Regions from separate parts of the Homo sapiens genome. Here region 1 is linked to region 2. Evidence: chromatin contacts called from ENCODE Hi-C data. All regions are on one chromosome and are shown on one strand. The core of a region is the stretch at or near the end of the contact, and the rest is flanking DNA. Distances in the headings are between cores, read along the strand shown. Region 1 holds the start of TTC9C (tetratricopeptide repeat domain 9C). Region 2 holds the start of OSBP (oxysterol binding protein).

Evidence for each region. A loop is a pair of places that touch in the nucleus more often than their neighbours do. Pooled maps may share reads with other maps.
Region 1: a loop to region 2 is called in a map of naive thymus-derived CD4-positive, alpha-beta T cell, with 26 times the contacts of the local background. The contact joins the promoter of TTC9C here to the promoter of OSBP in region 2. A Hi-C loop is called at or near these places in 1 of 168 maps with a recorded cell type or tissue (naive thymus-derived CD4-positive, alpha-beta T cell), 1 of 37 single-sample maps with no recorded cell type and 2 of 50 pooled maps.

What each region holds. Positions count from the first base shown.
Region 1 is chr11:62,727,236-62,733,775 of GRCh38, forward strand. It overlaps TTC9C (tetratricopeptide repeat domain 9C), which reads left to right and starts at 1,251. Exons shown (of 3, transcript NM_173810.4): 1 at 1,251-1,851. The coding sequence starts at 1,614. HNRNPUL2 (heterogeneous nuclear ribonucleoprotein U like 2) reads right to left here and starts at 222. Exons shown (of 14, transcript NM_001079559.3): 1 at 1-222. It overlaps HNRNPUL2-BSCL2 (HNRNPUL2-BSCL2 readthrough (NMD candidate)), which reads right to left and starts at 149. Exons shown (of 24, transcript NR_037946.1): 1 at 1-149. RefSeq lists silencers at 1-42, 213-372 and enhancers at 633-682, 933-1,132, 1,523-1,632.
Region 2 is chr11:59,611,889-59,619,030 of GRCh38, forward strand. It overlaps OSBP (oxysterol binding protein), which reads right to left and starts at 3,886. Exons shown (of 14, transcript NM_002556.3): 1 at 3,415-3,886. The coding sequence starts at 3,776. LOC101927226 (a long non-coding RNA gene) reads left to right here and starts at 4,066. Exons shown (of 3, transcript XR_001748237.2): 1 at 4,066-4,287. RefSeq lists silencers at 3,519-3,738, 3,759-4,058 and an enhancer at 4,259-4,348.

The sequences.
Region 1 (6,540 bases), core at 1-2,500, 3.1 Mb after region 2:
GCCGCCGCCCGCCTCCGCCTCACGCGCCAGCACTGAGCCCGCGCGAGCGAGCGCACGCACGCAGGAGCGGAGGCCGCGCACGGTCCCGCTGCGCAGTGTTTGCTTCTCCTTCGTCTCCCCTCCCCCTTTCGGCTCACGGAGCCCAAAACAACGCAGCAGGGAGCTGTTTCCCCTCCAGGCCCTTGGTTCCCCAGCCGCGGGCAGGCGCGCGCGGAGGACGACGGAGTTCCTCCCGCTTCCTCCCGCCCTCTGGCGCCCCCGGGCCAATCGCCGCCGGTGCTTTTATCGCGCAGCCGCAGTGGAGTCCAAGACGGGCAAGGCTGGCTGCAGCTCAAGTGCCTCGTAGCACGGAAGCGTGTGCGCGCCGGTCTTTCAGTACTTCCAGCCGGGGAGTTCTGCGCAGCCGCCCGGAGCTCCCCGATGCCATGCCCCTCCCACCACCCTTACTTCCGTCTGACTTCCATTTGCTGTGGCGTTTTAGGGGTCGCTAGCCTCTTTTCCCTACTGTCTGTGCTTGCAGCAGTAACGACAAAAAAAAAGTCATTAGAGAATGTGTTGCAACATGTAAGCCTAGTAGCAATTGTTTTTCTGGCTAGGAAGCAAAAGGGCTCCCCAGAACGAAGAAATACTGTAATCCGGGCCCTCCTTTTTCCTCAACGCCTCAACTTCTACCCAGCAACAGAGGCCCTTGAACCCGCCCTTTTTCTCTTATTGGACAACTTGAATCGTCATTTGCCGTTCCGATTGGTCATCCGTGATCGTCCGGATTTTTCCAATTGGCGAAGCTGCCAGGGGAATTTTTTTTTTTTTTTTTTCCCAGGTTGGTCCGCTGAGGAGGCGGGGTCGTTTCTGCGGGATTATTTTTCCGGAGCCTCTTCTGATTGGGTGGTGTGGCGCAATGCGCGCGACCCTCAAGATACCAAACTGTACGCATCTCTGACCCTTTCCTCTCCTTGCTCCTGCTGGTAAACCGAAGCCCAGGAGACTTCCAGGTTTGGGCATCTGCAGAGGGCGAGGAACTGGTCACGGCGCCGGGTGGGCTTGCAGCTGTGACGCTTATGTGGACACCTCAGTGTCGCTGGTGGTTCACCTCGGCTTCCCAGTTTATTTATTGACGTCAACAAATAAATGTTGAATAAGGAAGAAGAGTTAGAATTGCTTGAAGCCCTCTGGAGTTTTAGCACTAGTCCCGCCCACTCCCTTCTACTTCCAGGTCGGGGGGGGGCGGGTCCAATAGAAAGGCGGAAGCCAGTGTCCCAGGCGTTCTCACGCCCGCAACAATTCCTGAGTAGGGCCTTGCTTGAGTTCTTCGGAAAGTCTCATCCACCCCCACATCGCCTCTTTAGGAAGTCACTTAATGTTGGGCTTCATTATTCCCACATCCCTTTCCTTACTACTTGCCTGCACTTCTTGAGAAAAAGACTGCAGAAAGGAGAGGTGGGGCTTTCAGTAGAAACAAGCAAACCGCAGGTCCCTGTGGGGGGACTCTCCAGGAAGAAGGGTAATTTCCTGCCTCCTTAAATTGGCTGCTACTGTCAGTTATTTTGCTCCCAACCCCAGAGCTTCACTTGCTCCTTCACTTCCCAGTTCCGCAAGAACCGTGGGCGACAGTTATGGAGAAGCGTCTGCAGGAGGCTCAGCTGTACAAGGAGGAAGGGAACCAGCGCTACCGGGAAGGGAAGTACCGAGATGCTGTGAGTAGGTACCATCGAGCTCTGCTTCAGCTGCGGGGTCTGGATCCGAGTCTGCCCTCTCCGTTACCTAATCTCGGACCTCAGGGCCCGGCCCTCACGCCTGAACAAGAAAACATATTGCATACCACCCAGACAGACTGCTATAACAATCTAGCTGGTAAGAACGGGGCTAAAGGGTGGCTAGAGAGCATTAAGACAGGAACATGAACATCTGTGAACATTGGGGGAAAAAACGCTGACTTTTTTTTTTTTTTACTGTCATCCATTTATTCTGCCATGAATTGGAATAACCTGTCAATCTGTGCGGCTGTAATTAAGTTGCCATAGAGCAGGGCTTCTCAGACTTCACCTGGAGAGTCTGTTAAAACACAACCTCCTCGGCCCCATCCCCAGAGATTCGGATGGGTCTGACGTGGGGCCTATCAGTTTGCATTTCTTTATTTTTTTATTTTATTTTATTTTATTTTATTTTATTTTATTTTTTTTTGAGATGGAGTCTCGCTCTGTCTCCCAGGCTGGAGTGCACTGGCGCGGTCTGGGCTCACTGCAGCCTCCCCGTCCCGGGTTCAAGCAATTCTCCTGTCTTAGCCTGCCCAGTAGCCGGGATTACAGGCGCCCGCCAGCCACCACGCCCAGCTAATTTTTTTTTTTTTTTTTTTTTTTGAGACGGAGTTTCGCTCTTGTTGCCCAGGTTGGAGTGCAGTGGCGTGATTTCGGCTCACCGCAACCTCTGCCTCCCGAGTTCAAGCGATTCTCCTGCCTCAGCTTCCTGAGTAGCTGGGATTACAGGCATGCGCCACCATGCCCAGCTAATTTTTGTATTTTTAGTAGAGACGGGGTTTCATAATATTGGTCAGGCTGGTCTTGAACTACTGACCTCAGGTAATCCACGCGCCTCTACCTTCCAAGGTGCTGGGATTACATGCGTGAGCCACCGCACCCAGCCCCAGTTTGCATTTCTAACAGCCTTCTGGGTATTGTTGATAGCTTTAGGTAATTTTGCATGCTATAGGGAAAAACTATACTTAAGGTCAGGCCATTGTTTATTTAAGGGACATTTAATATTTGTGAAACACGTTCATTTCTTTAGCTGCTAGTTTAGATCCCTTATATTCAGTGGGTCGTATAGCTTTTCCTCATTTTTCTTTTCCTTTTTCTTTTTTTGAGAAGAGCTTCGCTCTTGTTGCCCAAGCTGGGGTGCAATGGCACGATCTCGGCTCACTGCAACCTCCTCCTCCCGGGTTCAGGCGATTCTCCTGCCTGAGCCTCTGGAATAGCTGGGATACAGGCGCGTGCCACCACGCCTGGCTAATTTTTTGTATTTTTAGTAGAAACGGGGTTTCACCATGTTAGCCAGGCTAGTCTGGATTCCTGACCTCAGGTGATTCGCCCGCCTCGGCCTCGCAAAGTGCTGGGATTACAGGCATGAGCCACTGCACCCGGCCCAGTAATTTTTATTTATTGAGTGCCTATAACATGTTGGGCAGTCATTTACAGATATCTGCCATCTTCACAAAACTGCAAGGATTATCACCATTTTACAGATAAGGAAATCAGATCCTGTCACTGCCTGAAACACCCCATTGGCATCTCATCACACTTAGAAGAAAATCCAAACTCACCTCGAGGCCCCAGCACCAACTAGCTCTTTTATTTTTTTTGAGACTGAATTTTGCTCTTGTTGCCCAGGCTGGAGTGCAATGGCACGATCTTGGCTCACTGCAACCTCCGCCTCCCGGGTTCAAGCAATTCTCCTTCCTCAGCCTCCCAAGTAGCTGGGATTAGAGGCATGTGGCACCATGCCCTGCTAATTTTGTATTTTTAGTAGAGATGGGATTTCTTCATGTTGGTCAGACTGGTCTCAAACTCCCAGCCTCAGGTGATCCGCCCACCTCGGCCTCCCAAAGTGCTGGGATTACAGGCTTGAGCCACCACGCCTGGCCTTATTTTTTATTTTATTTATTTATTTTTTTTTTTGAGACGGTGTCTCACTCTGTTGCTCAGGCTGGAGTGCAGTGGCGTGATCTCAGCTCACTGCAACCTTTGCCTTCCAGGTTCAAGCGATTCTCCTGCCTCAGCCTTCCAAGTAGCTGGGATCACAGGCACCTGCCACCATGCCTGGCTAATTTTGGTATTTTTAGTAGAGACGGGGTTTTGCCATGTTGGCCAGGCTGGTCTCGAGCTCCTGACCTCAGGTGAGCCACCCACCTCGGCCTCCCAAAGTGCTGGGATTATGGGTGTGAGCCACCATGCCCTTCCCAAACTGGCCCTTTTATACACTTAATGTCCAAAGTACATTTCCACCTTCACACTTTTGTAGGCTGTCTTTCCAGCTAGAATGCCCTGTCCCTTGAATGACACTTATCCAGATTTGGACTCAAAAGTTGCTTCCTTAGAGAAGCCTTCTGTAGCTGGTGCAGTGGCTCACAACTGTAATCCCAACACCTTGGTAGGCCGAGGAGTTCAAGACCAGCCTGGGAAATGTGGCGCAACCCGGTCTCTACAAAAAATACAAAAATTAGCCAGGCATGGTTGTGCTTGCCGGTAGTCCCAGCTATTCTGGAAACTGAGGTGGGCCAATGTCTTGAGCATGGGAGGCCGGGGCTGCAGTGAGCCAAGATTGGGCCACTGCCCTCCAGCCTGGGTGACAGAGCAAGTAAGACTCTGTCCCCCGATTCCTCCCACCAAAAAGCCTTCCAGAAGCAAACAGCACTCTGACTTCATTCATTCTCTGTCCCGACATAGTTTTATTTTTCTTAAAGCACTTTTTTTTTTTTTGAGACAGAGTCTTGCTCTGTCGCCCAGGCTGGAGTGCAGTGGCGTGATCTCACCGCAAGCTCTGCCTCCCAGGTTCATGCCGTTCTGCCCCAACCTCCCGAATAGCTGGGACTACAGGCGCCCACCACCACGCCCAGCTAATTTTTTTTTTGTATTTTTAGTAGAGACGGGGTCTCACCTTGTTAGCCAGGATGGTCTCCATCTCCTGACCTAGTGATCCTCCCGCCTTGGCCTCCCAAAGTGCTGGGATTACAGGTGTGAGCCACCGCGCCTGGTCAGCACTTTTTTTTTTTTTTTTTTTTTTTTTGAGACCAAGTCTCACTCTGTCGCCCAGGCTGGCGTCAGTGGCGCAATTCTGGCTCACTGCAAGCTCTGCCTCCTGGGTTCACACCATTCCCCTGCCTCAGTCTCCCGAGTAGCTGGGACTACAGGCGCCCGCCACCACGCCTGGCTAATTTTTTGTATTTTTAGTAGAGACGGGGTTTTACCGTGTTAGCCAGGATGGTCTCGATCTCCTGACCTCATGATCTGCCTGCCTCAGCCTCCCAAAGTGCTGGCATTACAGGCGTGAGCCACTGCGTCCAGCCTCTTAAAGCACTTTTAAAAATTAATTTACTTGGGCCGGGCATGGTGGCTCATGTCTGTAATCCCAGCACTTTGGGAGGCCGAGGTGGGCGGATCACCTGAGGTCAGGAGTTCAAGACCAGCCTGACCAACATGGAGAAACCCATCTGCACTAAAAATACAAAAAAATTAGCCAGGCGTGGTGGTGCATGCCTGTAATCGCATCTACTAGGGAGGCTGAGGCAGGAGAATTGCTTGAACCTGGGAGGCGGAGGTTGTGGTGAACCAAGATCGCGCCATTGCACACTCCAGCCTGGGCAACAAGAGCAAAACTCCGTCTCAAAAAAAAAAAAAATTAATTTACTTGGGCCAGGTGCGGTGGCTCACGCCTGTAATCCCAGCCCTTTGGGAGCCCATGACAGGCAGATCACGAGGTCAGGAGATGGAGACCATCCTGGCTGATATGGTGAAACTCCATCTCTATTAAAAATATTTTAAAAATTAGCTGGGTGTGGTGGCAGGTGCCTGTAGTCCCAGCTACTTGGGAAGCTGAGGCAAGAGAATCGCTTGAACCTGGGATGTGGAGGTTGCAGTCAGCCAAGATCGTACCAGTGCACTCCAGCCTGGGCAACAGAGGGAGACTCTGTCTAAAAACAAACAAACAAAAAATTCATTTACTTGTTTCTTCTGTATTCCTCCACTTTTTTTTTTTTTTTTTGACCACTTGGTGGGGATGTTGTAGAAGGGATACAGACATCAGCACAGGCCCTTTAATGTGCTCATCACTGCTGATTCTTGATCTTTCTCAGCACCATGATTTAATAATACTATGTTTAATTCCCACAGTTGTGAAATAGGGAGTGTTTCCCTTCTTAATCATAAAAAGGCAGAACATTGACCTGAATTGCCTGAATTGACTCCTCTGCAGGTTTGTATTTCAAGGTCCCATTAAGTCATCCAAGAGAATAGTGAAGTTATATGCTGTATTGTTACTGAGAATGATGATTTTGGAGTTAGACAACACTTCATTCAAATTTCATATTCCACCTAGAACCTGTAAGATCTTAGACAAGTTATTTGTCTGAGTCTTGATTTCTTCATCCACTAAATGAAGATAGTAACACCTATTTAATAGTGTAGATGCGAAGATTAAACAAGACAGTGTATATCAAGCACATAGCACAGCGCTTGCCATTTCCTGACAATTAATGGCAACCATTATTAACAAAGCTGCAGTACAAGAACTGTGGTGAAATGGGGGATTCAGGACATAGAGCCTCAGGTAGAAGAGATACAATGAAGGTTAGTTTGTTTTTTAAAAAATTGTAATTTATCTAATTTTTTTTTTTTAAGATGGAGTCTTGCTCCATAACCCAGGCTGGAGTGCAGTGGTACAATCTCGGCTCACTGCATATCTAATTTTATATAAAAAATTAATGGGGCCGGGCACAGTGACTCACGCCTGTAATCCCAGCACTTTGGGAGGCAGAGGCAGGTGGATCAC
Region 2 (7,142 bases), core at 2,636-5,135:
TTCTAGCACAATCGAGTGTCTAACACAAACTGTGTCATTTCCCTACCACCCGCTGGTTATGCCCAGGAACCTGCATGTTGAGACTGCACTTTTCCCTGTCCAAATTGGAACACAGAGGTCAAAGTCCTTTGCCAACTGCCACAGTACAAAGCAGAGCCATTTCCCTTTCAGTGGAGTCAAGCAGCCAAACACACCTGGCATATCCAGAATTCCTGCATGCCAGAAATGGCACACACCCCATAAGATTTGGTATGTTTGAGAAAGTCTGGAAGACAGGTTTGTTGTTCAATTTTTCACATGAACTGCTCTTCCTTCCTCAAATAGTATGGGAAGGCCAGAAGGGTCTCAATGAACTGGGCCATTTTCCATCTCCTGCACCTGCCACACTGTAACATGAATCCGTTTTTTCTATTCTTACCTCCCCACCCCCAAGCTTCAGTTACATTATGAATAATGCAGGCTGAATTACAGATGCACAGCTGACAGGCCAGCTCGCTCATGTTTTCTACTCCAAGTATACTACTTGGACCTTCCTCCACATTCCTCCTTATTGGAGCTTTTTGGAAACCACTTCTTAGGAATCTCTTCTGCCTGGGTCATCATTGTAGGAATCTCTTCTGCCTGGGTCATCATTGTAAACTAAAGAAGTTTCTCAAATTACAAAAAGTCTGTAGCAGTTTAAAAAATACCAAGGAACTCTGGGAGTAAGGCAGACTTGATCTCGGAGCTCTTGAGTCTGGGCAGATACACTTATGATTATAAATGATTAGTGCAGAAGCTGGAAAGACATGAATCTCAGGGTACAAGATAGGTTCTTCAGGCACTACAATATTAGGTGGTATTTTCTGGCCAGAAAGTTCTTCCCTGAAAAGGCTAGCTGAAATAGTAATTCAATCTCTAGAAGCTAGCCAGGAGAACTAATACTATGGCCTGTCACAATGTTTCTGGGAGAGTTGGGATTCCATATAAGGTTTTAAGTAATGGGACATCTAAGTAACTGGGTACGTAAGGAAGCCCAGGATAGGTAAAGGAAGTGGTTTGCCAAGGCCTATTAGGACAGCTCATCCGAGGATGGGTCTAGGAAGTACACAATCCCACTTAAAAGGAAAACAGTATTTTGGAAACAGCATATATAAGAAACTGCAGGTTTTGGAGGTATGAAAAGCAGGAGGAATGACAACTTGTCTAAATAATTCTTGGAGGAAGATGAGGACCAGAAGAATCCTGCAGGAAAAAATAAACTGCCAGTATACTTGATAGGAGGTATTTCAGTGCAATTTTGAGGGTAGTGCACAGATTGATAACTCTGGATCCCGCTGGTTTGTTTATGGGTGGGACCACCTAAGTTGACTAGGGCAGGCCTATGGCATATTTCCCAATATGTGGTTTGGTATGTTTTGGAAGGAGTTTTATATGTAGTCAGACAGGTACCACTAGCTCTTGTAAGGGAGAAGTTAAAAGTGGTAACAAATACTTAAAGAGACAGCAACATGTAAGTTATTAGTGTCTAAGATCACTATTGATCAACACTAGTACTGATCAAAGAATCAACTGGCCTGGAAAGTGGATCCGGTAAGAACTTGGATGAGAAATGACCACATACGAAGGCCCTGAGGTGATATACAATTTTTGAAAATGCAAAAACAGTATTAATATTGACTTGCGACACAAGTCAGGATATAAATCAATTAAACATTAAAATGATGGTCAATAATAACAGGAAAACATGAACTTGAATGAGAGAAAAATCTGGGGAAATTAAAATTTTAGATTTGTAATCTAAGTTTAAATGGATGGTCCTGGATAAGTAGTTCGAAAGGGTCATAATTAAAATCAATTCTGAATACAGTAATGCAAATGAAATATACAATTATTCACAACTGTTGATTAAGCAGTGAGGATGAGCTATCTAAGGCATTTTGCCCTGTAAGAGGACAGGTAAAAATGTGTTCCTGCCAACAACCTCCAACTCCCACCTTCAATTTCTCCTCAAAATTCTCTAAGAGCCAATACAGTGGAGTTGATGGAAAAGAGACTTGTTCAGCCTAACTCTCTGGGTAGCAGAATGATTCCTGGTGAAGGAAAAGAAATATAGAGTGAGCTGCTCTTCAACATCAGTGTTTTGGGTCTCAAAGAGGATGGTCTCTGGAAAAAAATATTTCAATTGGAATGTCATTAAGCAAAATATCCCTTAAAGGAGACTTTTATACTTTTTGCATAAAATACACATAGTAAGCATGATCCATAAAATTACTTGCTATTGATAAGCAATTATCTCTGTAACTGACCGATTCATTTCACACTAACCTGAGTTTTAGGTTAGATTAGTGTGAACAGAAGTAGTTTCAAATCCCAGCTGCTCAAAAACCTTGGGAAAGTTGCCCATGCTAAGTCTGTTTTCCTCATCAGTAAGATGGGAATATTTCCCAACTCCTAGGGTTGTTGTTGGGAGTCAACAAAATACTATAATGAAATACTGTATATAAAACACCTAGACACATTGTCCAGCCCTCAGGAAATGTTTACGCCCTGTCCCCAAATCACCTATCTTAACTCCTCTATCCTTTTTAGCCCAAAAGCGTGCCATGTGATGGCCAGGTTATGAGTCACCATAAATATATATTAAACAGTCCAAAATAAACCTTGTTGAACAGAAGTAATCACACCAAAGACATGGATTCTTCTTTTAATAAAAGTTAATCCTAACTAACCAAAAAATCACAGAAATGCCAGATAAAACACTTAATCATTTCCACGGGAGGAGGTGGGGCAAGCAAAAATAAAAGCAGCACTGGGGTGCACATCTCCATTCTGGGCTGTCCAGAGGCCAAAGCACATGCAAAGTCTTGGAGAGATAAGGCAGAAAGGGGACGGAATACCGAAGCCACCCTGTGTGTGTGATGCCCTTATGTCTGAATGTGAAGGGAGCAAGGACGGGTACATCCAGAGCTACGAATAACCTTGAGTTTTGGAGACTGGGCACTGACAGCTACAACTTGGGACTTCCACTGTAAGTTCCTTGGGAGGAGTGCCTCGGGTTTGTTCTGCTGCATGTGTTCCCTTAGTACCTACACCAGTGCCTTGCTTGCAGAATTAATAATTGCACCCATGTGCTGGTGGAAATACAATGGAAGCACAGACGCTCTCCAAACGACTAATGACTGGAAAGGCCGGGAGCGAAGGGAAGATAAGGCACCAAGAGTGGGTAACCCGAGGGGAGGGGAGGTGTACGTCCAGGGGCTTTTCACTTTCGTGACAGTGGGCTCCGACCCCTGGGCTGTCAATCCGCACAGATGACGAAAAGGGGCCTGGGGCAACCCTGGCTGCGGTGCCGGCTGGCGGTAATGCCGGAGCTGGGACTGTTGGCAGATATGGGGGAGGCAAGGTGAGCGACAGCGCCCCGGAAGCAGTTACCTGTAGTAGCTCAGGAGCCCGTTGCTCAGCACGAACCATCGCCGCTGGTAGCCTTTGATATAATTGGTCCATTTGAAGAGCCAGCCCTCTCGAGCCGAGCCCGAACCCCCAGCGCCCGAGCCGCCCGAGCCCCCAGTCGGCGGCGCAGGGGCCGGGCCAGCCGCCGCCACTCCCCCGGCCCCCGGGCCCGGGCCTCCCGCCGCCGCCGCGACCACCGTCCCTGACGCGGCCCCGGAGCCTGGCCCCGCATCTCCGCGGCCGCCGCCTCCTCCCACCACTGGGGGACCGGCGCCGCCGCCGCCAAGTGCTGCAATGGCTGCCGGGCCTGGCCCCACCACTCCTCTCAGCTCCGTCGCCGCCATGAGCCGCCGCCGCCTGGAGATACAAGACCGGAACCGCCTACGAGAGCCGCCGTCGCCGCCCGGAGCGCCCCACACGGCTACCGCATCAGCCACCGCCGCGCAGCGTCCCCGCCCCGCCCGGCCAGCCGCGGGGAGGAGGGCTCGGCCGCCGGGAAGAAGGACGTCGATTGGTGCCGCTGAGTGTCACTTGAGGAAGACCCCGCGGATATTGGCATTTCTCTCGGGCCTGTCATTCTACAGCGCCCAGTGAGAGCCTGGGGTGGGACGCGTCCGCCAGACCCACCTTTGATTGGTTCAGATAAAGGCCAATCAGACTTTTGGGGAAGCTCATTGGTGCTTTCCTGAAGTTTCCAGCGCTCAGGGAGGACGGGAGAATGCGGAATGCCCGGCCAATCTGATCGCCGATTGGCTGCTGTTTCCGCCATTCATTTCAGTTTATGCGCCTGTCACTGCCACGTCACCCCCTCCCATCGCTCTTCTCATCATCCTTTTCCGCCCTCATGGATTGGTGGTTGGTATCAGCTGCTCCACCTTTTCTACCATTTACTGAACGAGTTGAGGAAAAAGGGAAGGAGTCTCGTCTTTACATCCTTATTTTCTTTTTTTATTGGTTGGCACCTATGCCACTCACGTGGTGGAGAGGCGGGGCAATAGTTGGAGATGATTGGTTCTGAGAATTGGCTGTGAAAGCGGCATTGCTGACCAGTGAGAGAGACCTAATGAGGAGCAGGCCGGGGCAACCAATGAAATCGGAGAAGAGCGCTTGGGGGCGTGTCCGCCTGCTTTCAGCCTTTGGCAAGTTGGTGGGAGGTGAAAGTGACTTGGCCTCTTAAAAGCGTTTTTTTCACGTGGGTGTGATGTCGTGTTCCGTTTTTCTGAATAAGAACTTCGTAGCTTCTTGTTAGGAAGAACCTGGAGGACAGAGTAACTCTCGGCAGTCAGCCCCCGCCTGAGGCTCTCTTGAAGGACCCCCTTCTAACTCGAAGCTGGATACCCAGATTCCAGGGGTGCCCAGAAGTAGCTTTTCCAGCCCCTTCCTGGATCCATGGTCCCCCTAGTTCCCTTCCCTGTTTGCTCTTTATCGCTCCACACCCCTTGTGTCTTGATTCTAGACTGTCATATGCCTATACCGATTCTGTCCCCTTCAGAAGTAGATTCGCGAGGACCTGACTTTATGTGTCTCTTCCAGACCTAAAGGCCCTTGGTTTTAGCATCATAGGTGCCATGTATATGCTTAACTTTGAACAGAAAATTATTATTTTTTGTATCTTTAAACTGATATATCGTAGTTGTACATATTTAACTTTGGACAGAAAATTTTTTTTATATCTTTAAACTGATATAGTTGTACATATTTTCAGGGATACATCTGATATTGTGATACATGTATTCAATGTATAATTATCAAATCAGTGTAATTGGGATATCCATCATCTCAAACATTATCTTTGTGTTGGGAACATTTTCTGCTATGCGTTCTCTTGTAGCAGGAAATCGTTATTTTTGATCAACTGACTATTCACACATTTGTGAAGATTACAAATTCAGTAACTAATGTAACATTTAGATGTAAGCTATTGTTGCAAATGTAACCTAAAGCGCCGTACTTTAGGGAATCTAGCATCTGTTACATTTTGCTAGTTTGAACAGGCAATAGAAATAGCTATTAGATACTGTAAAAGAAATTGACTTTCTTTGCCAATGTGCTTCCCAGTGTCAATAAATTAAAGTATCCTTTTTAAGAAAATCGTTTCAAAAGAAGCGAAGTATTTATTGAATTCTGGAGAGAGAATACTCTTTAAAAATCTGCAATTTTTACTATCAGGGATCATTTGTATAGCTCATTACTAGTGAATTTCTCTGAATGTGTAGAGCAAAATAAAATCTGCTATTAGATGTAGGCTATTTGGGATTAATTTTTTTTTTAACTGAGCTAGAGTTAATCCATTTAGGCTTGAGTCCTGCTTTTGCTACTTACTGGGTCTATTACTTTGAGAAAATTATTTAAGCACTCCAAGTCTCAGTTTTCACTTATGTTAAACAGGAATAAAACCTCACAGGGATGCTGTTGTGATTAAGTGCGTTTGAATGTGTTTGATAAACTGTAGATAGCTACAAACATGTGAGTTGTGTTGCCAAACACATCTCACAGGTTACTTGCCATCACAAAGGAGAAACATACTTTTACAATGGGGAGATCTGGCAGTCCCCACCTTAACCCAGTTATCCAATGTGTATCAGTAACCCTTGGACAACCAACATTTTTATGAAGTTCCCAGTGTGCTGCAGCATAAAGTATACAGCATCACTTAATGGTGTTTTCTTGCCAAAATACTGAAAGTTAATCTAATCAAGGCTTTGGATCTAAACTCCAGTTTACTGGGCTGGAGGAACCAGTTGAACCATAACCCCAAGGAGATAATCAGATAAATCAAGAACGTGAAGCATTCTATAAGACAACTATTTTATAGAAGATAAGACATAAAGATCAAGGAAAATCAATGTCATAAAAATGGTCAGGGGTGATTGTTCTAAATTTGAAAAAAAACTTAAAGAGATACAATCAAATGCTTAATTGGATTCTGGTTCTGAAAAAGCAGGCTTTTAGACATTTTTGAGACAATTGGGGAAATTTGAAAATGGACTGGTATCAGATGTTGTTAGTTATTACATTTGTTCATTGTAATAATGGTATGCTGGACATGGGGGAAAACATCTTTACAACTTGGAGAAACGTAGGAGTGAAGAGTTATGATATCCGTAACTCTCTTTGAAATGGTTCAGCAAAAAAGAAAGATAAGAGACCAGTCTGGGCAACATAAATAAACCTGTCTCTACTAAAAACAAAAGCAAAACAAAACAAAACAAAAAAATTAGCTGGGCATGGAGGCCTGTGCCTGTAGTTCCAGCTACTTGGGAGACTGAGGTGGGAGGACTGATTGAGCCCAGGAGGTCGAGGCTACAGTGAGCTGTGATTGTGCCACTGCACTCCAGCCTGACAGAGTGAGGCCCTATCTCTCTCTCACACACACACACACACACACACACACACACACACACACACAGAGCCAAGGAAAGATAAATACTTTGAAATGCATACATACACATCTGTCTGTCTGTCTACCTCCCTACCTACCTACCTATCAAGCAAATATGGCAAAATCTTAATTGTTAAATCTATGTGGTAAGTATATAGGTGTTTACTGTACTATTATTTCTACTTTTATTGTATATTTGGAATAATAATTTTAAAAAAGGTTTTGAGAGGCTAGTTTGACCTACTGTTGTTACCTAACACTGCCTCCGGAATACAGAACAGAATTCTTGGCCTGGCAAATGAGACCCATGACAATCTGATGTCACCTC